Regions from separate parts of the Homo sapiens genome. Here region 2 is linked to region 1. Evidence: read pairs that join two places in POLR2A ChIA-PET (ENCODE). Cell type or tissue: A673. All regions are shown on one strand. Links, peaks and the distances in the headings refer to the core of each region. The heading gives the core; the rest is flanking DNA.

What was found. Peaks named below come from ENCODE experiments on the same cell type or tissue, not always from the same donor. Only the 100,000 strongest peaks of a DNase experiment are listed, where the experiment ranks them.
Region 2: POLR2A ChIA-PET joins it to region 1 with 5 read pairs; 1 of 35 experiments calls an interaction of 5 or more read pairs at or near these places.

What each region holds. Positions count from the first base shown.
Region 1 is chr13:109,422,753-109,430,680 of GRCh38, reverse strand. No RefSeq gene overlaps it. Among named protein-coding and RNA genes, the nearest start is that of LINC00399, 26 kb to the right of the region's middle. RefSeq lists an enhancer at 6,191-6,714. In A673, for the core only: a CTCF peak has its summit at 2,798 (motif pointing left); DNase peaks (open chromatin) are centred at 2,760, 3,210, 4,060 and 4,760; H3K27ac peaks cover 2,816 bases.
Region 2 is chr13:108,943,891-108,948,890 of GRCh38, reverse strand. All of the region lies in intron 16 of MYO16 (myosin XVI), which reads right to left. Among named protein-coding and RNA genes, the nearest start is that of MYO16-AS2, 160 kb to the left of the region's middle. In A673, for the core only: no CTCF peak of the experiment used is centred there; no DNase peak of the experiment used is centred there; H3K27ac peaks cover 789 bases.

The DNA of each region.
Region 1 (7,928 bases), core at 1,331-6,330:
ATGCTATCATGATTTCATGATTCAGTGATGATTAGAGATGTTTTGATATCTGGGAGTTAGACTGGGGAAAAAGGAACATAGGGAGCTGATACCAAAGCCAAGACACTACTAAGAAGGCATGAGGTGGACAAATAACAAAAAAGATGGAGATGGAGCTCACTCTTATTAATGTGGAAGGAGAGACAGACACTAAGCCAATTAAAGAGGCAAAATACATCAGGTGGTGATAATGTTAGGGATCTAAATAAAGGTGATCAATGAGAAGGAGTGGCCAGATGGAGGTAGAGCAGAGGTGTGGTACGAACTGTAATCTTAATAAGACGGCCAAGTGTGGCCCTACCAATTCAGGGACATTTGAGCAAAGACCAGAGGCAGGTGAGTGAACAAAACATGCATGAATTTCATGAAGAGCTTTGCAGTTGTTCTTATATGGGGATGTTTTACCTCCTAGGGGACTTTTGGCAGTATCTGGGGCACTGCAGTGGTTCTTAACTGGGGATATTTTACCTCCTAGGGGACTTTGGCAGTATCTGGAGACATTTTTGGCTGTCACAGTGGGGGAGGCAGTTGCTGCTGCTATCTAGTAGATAGATCTTAGGGATGTTGCTAAACATTCTACAATGCACAGGGCACTTTCCACAAAACAAAGAATTATCCATCCCCACATGTCAACAATGCCAAGGTTGAGGAACTCTACAGGGTGAATCCGAAACTGACCCAATTATCTCATAGAACTGATGTTTATGGTTTCTTTGAATAAACATAGAAACTGATCCTCCCATCTTAAAACTTGAGAAGGATACATTTTTCTTATCTGAGTTCTTTTCTCAAAAAACAACCATCAGGGCTCCCAGGTAGTATCAGGAGCTGAAACTCACCAGATCACCACATCTGGACAATGAGATTCCAGACCCCTCATCATCACGATCATAATAGCCAAACTGATTGCCTGCCACCTGTTGACCAACTCCTCTTCCTCACTCCTCCCTACTTCCTGTTTTACTACACAAGGTTACATTTCTTCTCTTCTATATAAACCCCTAATTTTAGTCAGTCAGGGAAAGGGATTTGAGACTGATCTCCCATCTTCTTGGCTGCAGCACCCAATTAAAGCCTTCTTCTCTGGCAGTACTCATCATCTCAGTGATTGGCTTTCTGTGCAGCAAGCAGCAGGACCAAGACTGAACCCCTAGTGTTTCAGCAGCAAAATGAGTTTCAATTCCTGAGTCATGGCAATGATTGAGAGAGGACACATGTCTGAATTGAAAACATGACAATAGAGATAAAGAGTAATGGCTGAATTTTCAAAAATGTTTAAGGGGTGGACTCTACAGAATTTGGAACCTATTAGGCATGAGCTACAGAGCAAACGTTTCTGAAAAGACCAACTGGGTGAATGGTGGCACCTCTTTGGGGGCCCCAGACCCCATTACTCTCATGTGCTGGCTCTCCTTCCTTGGTTGTGCTGCCTCTCGGCCTGATACTTCCTGCTCATCACCTGCAGGAGCTCCTCTCAGAGGTTCCTGAGCCCCTGTTGCAGTTTCCCATATTGTCATAGCACCTGGCATGCAGTAGGTGCACAAAAAGGAATTGCTAAACTGAAAGTAGTGGTGGGCAGAGAACCCACATTCGTTTAGGAATGACTCAGAGGGAAGGAATTTGAGAAAGCAAAAGTGAACTCTTCTTTCTGAAAGTGTGATTATTTAAGAAAATAAAAATGTAAAGATACCAATTTTCCAAAATATGTTACTATACAGTGCATACTTTGTCATCTGTTCCTCAGAGGTAAGTGTATTAGTCCATTCTCACGCTGCCATGAAGAAGGACCCAAGACTGGGTCATTTATAAAGAAAAGAGGTTTAATTGACTCACAGTTCCACATGGCTGGGAAGGCCTCAGCAAACTTACAATCACAGCAGAAGGCACTTCTTCACAGGGTGGAAGGAGAGAGAATGAGTGCCAGCAGGGAAAATGCCAGACACTTATAAAACCATCAGATCTTGTGACAACTCACTCACTATCACGGGAACAGCATGGGAGAAACTAACCCCATGATTCAATTACCTCCACCTGGTCCCTCCCTTGACAAGTGGGGATTATTACAATTCAAGGTGAGATTTGGATGGAGACACAGAGCCAAACCATATCAATAAGTATCCAGAAATCTTATAAAAGTGGCTTACTCAATTCCAGATATTATCATAGCAGCAATCAAGCTAATACTCACTAAGCACTTTCCATGTGCCAAAACATAAGCTCCATAGCATGACCTAATTCAGTCCTCACCACAGCCTTGAGTTGGCACCCTCATTACATGCGTGGAAGAAGACATTGCTGGATTTGTGTACTGTTGTAATCTCAGCATCCGGTGGAGGGCCTGGCACGTAGTAGATGCTTAGTATTTCTTGAAAGAAAAAATAAATAACTTTTACAAATGAAACAACTGTGGCTTTAGAGAGATCAAATAATTGCCAAAGATCATGCAGCTGGTAAGTCAAAGAGCATCTCAACCTTCCCTCTGCATAGCTGCTGGTAAAAACATCTTTGACTTAGCTTCTCCGTGTTGGTTGTGGGCCACCCACTTGACTTATTCCAAGCTTTCAAGGTCACAGCTTCCATTTTTAGGGCTGACTACCCCTTTTATGAGGTGTTTTAGGATTTCACCTACAGTCTCGCCCCCACCTCCATGTATTGTAGAAGATCGTGCACTCTCCCTGTAAGTGACATTAGGGCAATTGATCCAGAACCAAAAGTGTATTTGAACCTGCTGAGTCAAGTGCTGCCATCTTCAGGAAGAGAGGCCAAACCCACCTGTCTCCCCTCTTCCTCTTTTGTTCTTTGTTAAGAATTCTGGGAACAATAATTCAAGGAAATCATTTCTTATTTTTTACTGATTTTAGCCTTTTCACAGATAACAGATTATTTCCTTGGACTATCGATTGCAAGATTCTTGAAAAAAGAGCAAATATTCACATGTACCTGAGAGTGCCGTTGGGTAATATTTGTGAAATGACTGTGTTGAGGGACGTTTCATGTGTACTTGAAAACATAAACACGTGGACAACCCTGCTTTCCGTACATGTCTTGCAAACATTAACTCCTTGTTAAAATGTTCACTGCTAAGATTAAAGATTCCTTATTATTTAAAAGAATTACAGCCCCGTTCCACCCAGATAATGAAAGCACATCATCTCATAAGCCTGTTAAAAATGATATAGACAAAGTATTGAAAATGCTTTGCAGGGAACGGCCTTATGCTGGCCCCTTTAGGGATGATTGAGATGAACTAATAGGTTTCTTTTATGTCTAATTTATATGATTCTAATTATGGCCTCCTTTTCATTCCTGTGGTTGTTCTCATCTGCCCACACAAATGTGCTGCACTTGTGACCCAGCATCTCTTCCTTCACTCCACCATAGCAACTTTCTCTTGGGACTTTTCTCAGTGTTTGATGTCAACCCTTTCAGGAAACTACTTGTAAACTGCAGACTTCTCTGAAGCACCATTGTACATTTAACAGAGAAGGAAGAAATCCCAGGTAGAACTCATTTTCTGTGATGTACATTTAAACCCTTATTATGGGTAAATAGAGGGAAATGATACAGAACCTAGGGCCAAAGGAATGTGTTGATTTCTCCATGGAATCCATGATTCTCTTCATTGGTCCTGACTGGATGTGGTATATCACATTCACGTGAATGTTTATGAAATCATCTATTGTTATTGCAGCAAGGATGGAATATATTCTGGACCTAAGACATTTGGTGGCCTTTGCCTCCTATTGAAATTCAAGAAACTTCAAAATGATTTGAATAATGGTGCCAGAAAGAACCATGCAAACCACAGTGTTCTCTGGCTTGTGCTTGGATTGGGGTGAGTGTGTGGGGAAATCATGTGCAAATTTGAAATTCTCTTAGAGTAGATAAGCTTAGCCCAAGATACCACACTTGGAAGAGAACTTCTCAAGCATGGGCACTTATTTCTTCACTTCTCTGTAATCAAACAGCAAGAAGAGAACAGAGCGGACAGATAAAATAGCTGACATCAGGTTGCAGACTCCCCAGGTGTGCAGTGTCCTAGAGACCAGATCCCTGGAAATGTGTTTCTCTGCGCTCTCCAGGGCCTTGTGGGAAAGCCATGATGTGGGGGGAAGGAAGGAAGGAAGGAAGGAAGGAAGGAAGGAAGGAAGCAAGGAAGGAAGGAAGGAAGGAAGGAAGGAAGGAAGGAAGGAAGGAAGGAGGAGGGAGGGAGGGAGGGAAGGAAGGAAGGAAGGAAGGAAGGGGCAGGGGCTGAGTGAGGTGGTGGACATTCTAGCAGTGGGTTCACCTTGTCATTGTCCCATGTTTAACTCAGTGGAGTTTTAAAATCCATTGTTAAGTTGACTACGTGTATCTTTTACCTGCACTGTCTTTGTTTTTATTTATCCTGTATAGTTCTGTTTCCTTTATTTTCTCCTCAGATATTCCATCGTGTCTTACTGCATTTGATTTTCTCCAAAGATTTGAGTAGTGAGGGTGGAGGTGGTGGGCTGGCAGTAATAAGTATACAGCCTTGAAAATCCACACTAATCAAACAATTTTCCTATGTTGTTTGCCTTTTTTGGTTAATAGCAGATGAAATTGACTCAGGAAATACATCTTTACATACACTATTTCATCACTGAAGATTTTTAAAATACTCTCCTGAATGGTGTACACTTTATTACATAAGAACGCTACATCCAAATGGATATTTTTGTGTAAAGCATACCCTGACTTACTGAAACAAGAAAGGAAACAAAACACTCCTGCAAAATATTAAGTGTGTTTTAAGTGTGGCCTGGTTCCTTTGCCCATTAAAGCAGTCTGTCTCAGCAACAAAAGATGGAATCAACACAGAATAGAATTGGAATTATGCATGTCATTTATAATGAACCTCATTATACAAGGAGGTTTAATTCTATTATGAAGTGCTGCAGTTTGCAATCTTATTGCTATTCAGCTTTGAACAATGACAAAGAAAAAAAATCCCCACCCCATGTCAGAGCTAATCTTTTTTAATGCCCACCATTTTGTATTGTTTATATATTTTCCTTAAAGAGAATTTTCCTGCCATGTTCATTCCAGTCAGCAGTGTGCCCCCTTCACCTTACCCATGTGTAGAGTCTCATTTTCAGCTTTCTTAAGAAAAACTAAAGGATTCCATACATGGTTTTGCTTCTGAGAAGTAATGACACGATGGCTACCACCACAGTTTAATCTGACATTATATTTATAAACAAGAAGGTACATTTACCATCCAGTATAAGCCTCTAATTCCATCAGGGGTGTTTATGTGTCCCTTCTTGACAGAATTACAGCTCAATGGGCATTATTTGGCCCAATGCTCCATCGTAGCTGTGTGCATGGCTCCTAGGTTTAATAAGACTATTTACCATCAAATCCTTTTTCTACACATTTTTATTACTCAACAATAAATACAGAGGTGAGGTTCTGTTTGGTGTGTGCATATTTTGAGGCATTTTGGGGCCATTATTTTTAAGCACCAACTCATAAATTCCAGAATATTGTTTTAAATGCTTGAGCATTTCACCCTGGTGTGGCTGTCATTTCCAATATAACACCCTGGAGACTACACATGTCTACTCGGAATGGTTTACCTTGGGTGTTTGTCAACATCATTTATTTATCTGCACCAAGAAGAGTGTTATATTAGGGCTTGTGAAGACATTGAAGAGAAATAGAAAAAATAACCTTTGCTATAGAAGCTAAATTTGTCGGTTGTGTGCTTAAGGAGACAAAGTACTTGCATGTAAATCTAATGCAAGAAGACTTAAAAAACCACAGTTACCTGGAGGTTAATACATGAACAGTGGACCAGATTTCTCCTGTTCTTTCTCTCACCTTTTCTTCCCTTCTCGCCTTCTCCCTTTTTTTCTTCCTCCTGCAAAGTCTGTGAGATACGGGTTGAGATTCCAGCTCCATCATTTACTAGCTGTGTTTGACTTTGGGCAAGGTATTTAAAATCTCTAAGCTTCATTTTCTTCAGCTGTGGAATAAAGACAGTAATAGTTCCTACTCCCTGTGTATGTTGTTACAATTTCATTTATATGAGTTGTGTATATAAATCACAGTGCTTGGTGCATAGTAACCACTCAATAAATGTTAGCTATTATTTACATTACCTCTTTTTCAACCTATTTTCATTTTAATGAAGTAAATAAAAGTATTGAATTGAATCCTGTGTTTCTGGTAAACAAAAAAAGGGAAACAATGTGTTAGAGAGTTTGTATCTGAACCATTTTGCAACAGTCAACAGAGACCTGAGTTGTAAAAAACTCCAGTTGATACAAAATAAACTACGAAAGTGGCTTTAACATATCTGAACACACAATAGCTAAGACCCAAACTGGGATTAGATACCCCACTATGCTTAGCCCTAAACCTCAACAGTTAAATCAACAAAACTGCTCGCCAGAACACTACGAGCCACAGCTTAAAACTCAAAGGACCTGGCGGTGCTTCATATCCCTCTAGAGGAGCCTGTTCTGTAATCGATAAACCCCGATCAACCTCAAATTAGAGACCAATTTGGAGGCTAGCCAGCAATAGCTGATCTGCTGTAACCTTTGCAACCACCTCCCCACTGAAAAATTTATAACAGCACTGGAGTATATCAGGTAATAAAATGGAATGAATTACGAACACATGCCACAACATGTGTGAACCTTGAACACATTATGTTGAGCGAAAGAAGCCAGTCACAAAAGGTCACATATTGTATGATCTCATTTATGTGAAATGCCTAGAATAGGCAAATCCACAGGCAGAAAGTAGATTCTTGGTTGCCAAGGGATGAGGGAGAGGGGATTTGCAGAGTGACCGGTAGGGGTACGGATTTTATTGATGTGGTGATGAAAATTAGACAGTTGTGATGGTTACATGACTCTGAATATACTAGGAATCACAAATTGTGCACTTAAAAAGTGGATTTTGTGGCATGTGAATTATATCTCAATAAAGTTGTTATAGAAAATATATATCAGACAGAACAGGGTCAAGTTCAGAATTCTGAGGCTCTCACTAGAGATTTTACCATGGTTGGATAACTAATGAATTATTTAATGCTATTTTGTCAGATTTATTCAACAGAAATAAATCCAAATAAGCATCCAACACAAACACACATGCATGCACAAAGACTCACAAGGATATGTGATGTGGTGATATTTCTGAAAATGCAGAATGTATCTGATGACCCAAGGCTGATGTCACTGGAGTAGAGCAGTGAACTCAGCTGAGGAGTGGCGAATGATTCCTGCTCACCCTTCTCTCAGAAACTACCTTTCACCTGCGTTTGCTAGTGAAAAGCTCCCTGTAAAGCAAGTCATCTAAATATAATTACAATCATGATGGTTTAGTGCATTTTGAGATGTAAATTATCATGGGAAAGTGCTGAGGATGGTGGCAAATGAGAAGAAGAAGCAAAGGTACCTATGAGCCCCACTTCTGAAAAACGTACTGGTTAGCACCATAGGAAAAAAGGAAATTAAGGTCAAATAAAATTGGAAAGAAAAGAGCAACATTGGCCAGGCACGGGGGCTCACGCCTGTAATACCAGCACTTTGGGAGGCCAAGGCGGGCAGATCACTTGAAGTCAGGAGTTCGAGACCAGCCTAGTCAACATGGTGAAACCCCGACTCTACTAAAAACGCAAAAATTAGCTGGGCGTAGTGGTGCATGCCTGTAATCCCAGCTACTCGGGAGGCTGAGGCAGAAGAATCTCTTGAACCCAGGAGGTAGAGGTTGCAGTGAGCTGAGATTGTGCCACTGCACTGTAGCCTGGGTGATAGAGTGAGACTCCAAAAAAAAAAAAAAAACAACATTATCATGATTGACAAATGATATGAATATCTACACAGAAAATCCTTAATAAATATAAAAGCTTT
Region 2 (5,000 bases), core at 1-5,000, 480 kb after region 1:
GGTGTGAGTGTGGGTGTGTGTGCTAATACTTTTGCTTTGAGGCAAAGTAAAACTAGTTCTGGAATAAGTTTCTTGTGTCACCTGAGAACGCATAAGTAAGATTAAGCCATGGACTAAATCACAGGAGGGTTTTCCTTTTGAACAGAGGAGTCCACACTGGAGATTTCTTTCAAGAAGTGCTATGTGGAGGCACAGACAAAAAATGTTCCCATCCAGCATGAAGCATCACTCTAAGGAGTGGGAATAGATATGATTCAAAGATCAAATACAAACATTGACTGTTTGCCAAAAACATCCCCATGGAACTTCAAAGGCCTGTGTGCTCTCCCTGAGGCCGCACCTACTGTGTCTCCAGGGTGCAGGTGTGGCCCCACTCAGCAGGCGCAGAGATCAGCGCGCATGAAACAATCCTTGTGTGCCTACTTGTGTACCCAAGGCATGCTGGGATTGAAGGTTCAAGTATAAATAAAAATGTTACTACTTAAAGACAAACTTGTTTAGTCCATTCACCAAGTCAGAGACTCGCAGAGTACAAACACAATGTGTTGCTCAGTTTTTTTATCTGCTGTGCGAATACAAAGGAACAGTGTCTTCTCTATTGTGCGCAGAGCTATTTTTTACTTGGTGATGTTTAATATATAAACAGAAGCCAAATAAGGCAAAATTAAACAGTTGGTATCAATAAAGACAGCACACTTTGCTAATGACGATGGCCAAGTGCTGCTTTTTGCCCATGCACCCTCACTTTGCTCCTAAAACAGAAATTCTTTTCTGTATTGTTTTCGAACTATCTGAAACATATTAACTAATTTTAAATTTTAAGTCTCCCCCTCCTCAAGGAATATGAGTACAACTTTTTATTAACCATGCGTTCAGATACACAAGTCTCCACCTGGAAAGTATTAATATATGAGTCACAAACTGTTTTGTTTGGAAAGAGAAAATCTTGTCAGTGGTCTCCAGGAAAAGAACAGAATCTAATAAATTCAGGAAAAGAACAGAATCCTTTTAACAAATTACACATTCAGAAAGTCTTCGGGTCTTGTGACATTCCCAGAATAGTTCATCCATATTTTTCTAATCAGTTGAAATATTTCAAAACATCTGGTGAAACAAATTCAAAACTCTTGACACCTTACACATAGTGAATGATCGTATGGCCAATTATTTGTTTCTTGGAAACGTCTAGTTGGGAGAGCCGGGGGGTGGAGACAGACAGGGTGGCTGTGTCTTGCACAGAAGGCCCTGGACAACGGTTAAGGGGCTGACCGCAGCCTGAACTCATCCCCGAGCCTTGTGTCCAGCATAAACACAGCCAGAAACACACACCCAGAACTGCTGATATTTCAGTGAGTGAAGCTGTGAAATGGAGAGAAAAATACCTTTTTGCTCAGAAAGTGTGGGTTGGCCTGGCCTCGAAGATGGTAGGATTAGTTTAACAACTCAAGGCCTGGGGAGCTGCATCTGACTGGAGGGAGAGGTGGGCAGAACTTTCTCTAACTCACACCAAGACATCCTCAGCCTAGGGAGGGTTCTGTACAGGAAGAGGGCAGCGCGCATGCACACAGAAATATGCCGCAGGCGAGGCTGAACAGGTGCTGAAGTCCTCCTCAGGGGAGAAGGTGACCAGAAAGCATGTGTAAGGCCATGTCCACAGCACCAACAGGAAGGATAAACTTCAACCCAACCCTGTGTCTTAAATACCGACTAACATAGGCATCTTCACCAAAACTTTAGTAATATGCAAATATTATAGTTTATTTGATTCAGACACATGACCATGTACAGATAGTTACTACTGACAAAGGTATTCTTAGGCAGGTTCATCCAGGCCCACCCCTGACCTTCATCAAATGCTGATAAAGTATGGTGTGAACAACATCGCGCTGAATGTAACCCACAAATGTATTAAGCAACCTCTTTCAGCTTAGCAGGACTAAAAGAAAATTTTAATTACCCAGTCTCTACAAGAAATACAAAAATTAGCTGGGCATAGTGGCCTGTAACTGTAGTCCCTGCTATTTGGGAGGCTGAAGTGGGAGGATCACTTGGGCTTAGGAGGCTGGGGCTGCAGTGAGCTGTGATCCTGCCACTGCACTCAAGCCTGGGTGACAGAGCGAGACTATATCTCAATAAAAAAAAAAATCCATCTCTATCTCTGTATAGATCCATACCCTCTTGGCTATTGGCTCTGTTTTTCTGGAGAACCCTGACCAATACACTCTCTTCTCCGCATTTCACTTATTCATACATTTAAATATTTAATAACTCCTATTTAACAAAAAATTAAATGTCATGAACTTGTTTACAGATAAAGATCATGTCTTAAAATTCCTGGTGGATTCTCATAAAATTTAAATTAATATTGGGTGTACAGAAGGTTTACACATACCTGGAAGTTTCCATATGTATTTCAAAGTTTCCATATGTATACCTAGTTGGTTACATTTTTACCCAATAGGTTCCCAGTATATCTGGAAGTGCCATACATAGCTGGCTGATAAGTCCATAGTGAACACCAGCTCTACTCGTTTCCTTTGGTCAAAGGTTGTCAAAATAAGTGAAAAATTTATGCCATAAAAGTCAAACCCCCTTTTTTTTTTGCCAAAATCAAAAGAAACAAATACTCTAACAAAGAACGTATTAGGAAAAGTTATCTAGTAAAGAGAGTTTAGTATAAGAAACAAACATACAAATATTGATCAGAGATGCTCTGGAAGGAAGTATGACAAAATGGGGAGGAGGGAAGGGATGGAGATACAATAAAATACTGACAAACAGAAATTTAAATACTCCACTTACTTAGTCTGATTGCCTTCACTGATAAGATAATTAGACAAACAGCAAATTTTATCTTCAAAAAATGGCATGTCTACCCCCAGGCACACAGACGCACCTTCCAGGTACACAGCTCAGAAGTCTGGCTTCAGGATATCATGGGGGAAGCATGCTAAACACCTTTCTGACATGTTAATTAGAAACATCAGCACCTCCAGCTTTAAAGATTCATTAAAATTGAGATTTTAATGAAGAACTTAAAATGAGTAAAACGTGTACACTCTACAGGCAATCTTTAAAAGTAAAATTCAGGAAGATTTTTTTTCAACCACAAAAACGTATTCAAATATAGGCTGTACCTACTGAGGTAAACTTATCCAAAACAATGTATGTAACTAAATGACATCAGTAATAGGATATTGGATCTGGCTATTTCAGAATAGACTCATAAAGTAAATAAAACTAAATAATCTAAATTTTCTTTTCTGCTAAATGTAAAAGCTGAGTAAAAATGCCTAGTTAATTATAATTAATCCTAATAAGTCAAGATAAAAAAAGAATAGAAATGTGGGTTCCATTTTGACACCTAATGTTCTATTGCATAGGATTTGGCTCCTATTTTAAAAATAATTTCTAGTCAAGGATGTGTTTCAGAACCATTGTTGTGATTACTTATATGCTACATATTTTCAATAAGAAACGCTAGTTATGAAATAACAAAGTTCAAATAATGAATAACCCTCCAAATAAGTGGTCCCTGGCCATGAATTGTGCTTTCAGGTCACAATCACTTCTACATTAAAGAAATTTTCCAGAAAGACCCAATCACATTGTCTAAATGTCATCATACATTTACATTAAAAAATTAATGGAAAGTGAAAAATTCTGAAACTAATTGTCAGTAAAGTTTGGACTGATGTGCTTCAGCTCCAGTTGTAATATTCTAATTTAGAGATGTTAGTGTGAGAAATCGAAGTAAGTTACACAAGAATATTGTGAAGCAATCAGTTACATAGAAAGATACTGAATCAATACAAAATATTTAAAACCTGTTTTACAAAAGATGGATTCTGGAAACTTCGAGACAAGCACGCATACTGGGCTTAATATGTTTGTTGACTCAGAGAAATAATTAGCATTCTGTTATATCTTTCTCACGCACTTAGGAAATGAAGCAATATTATGACCTAGCAAAAACTGGGTTACTCATTTACTATTACTACTGCCATTTTGCAATATTGTTCCTATTTAGAAAATAACTCTACAGTTGTCTAAACCAATTACACCCATTAAAAATACTAATAAAAGTGTTATAAGGAAAATATGATTAAACTCAGGTGCTTCATCTCTGACAAATATATCTTCAATTTTAAAACATGCAAAGTATATATTTCTTTAGAAATAAATTGAAATGGAATTATGATATTGTAGGCTCTTTAGACATTATTCTTTAGTAATCGCTCTCATACTATCTTTCCACCCAATTTTCTGCTTTTAATGCCTTAACTTCAATAATTACATTTAAGGTATCAAATACTTCAAACAGTTAACAACAAATCTCAACATTTACGAAAATAAAAACTAAATTAGCAAGATTTATATCAGTAGACATTTACTTCTGATTTGTTAGGGAATTAAAAACTTTAAGTGGGGGGTGGAAATTAAATTACACAAATGAACCAATAAAGTGAAAAAGTAGTCTTAATGTTGTCATTATCAAATGCAGTTGAGAGTGCCCTTCCCTTTTTCCCTTTTCCTCTTCAATCTTAACAGGTGATCCTAAAAAGTTTTATTTAAGAATAAGGTGGGCTACTTTCTTTAATTACTATTAGGTTGGTACAAAAGTAATTAAAAGTAATGACAAAAACTGCAATTGCTTTTGCTCTAACCTAATATTATTTTTTTTTTATCTCCCAGAAGAATGTTCTTACAACAAGCACTGCTCAAAAGCATTAACTCTATATGTGGTCACAGCAGAGAAAGAAGAAATCTAGACGAGACAGAGTCAGAAGTACAATACCCTGTAGTACAGTTCAGCCTCATGTGCTGTGCTGTGTTCGGATTATTTGGGGCTGGAACCCTGATCAGCTGATTTGCTAACGCAACTGTTCTAAATGTCCTTCTCACTTCCCACTAAGTTCCATTTTCAGAGAGGACATCTCTTCCTGCGGAAACTGAAATCACCACTAACTGGAATCAATGACATATTTTAGCTAAAGAAG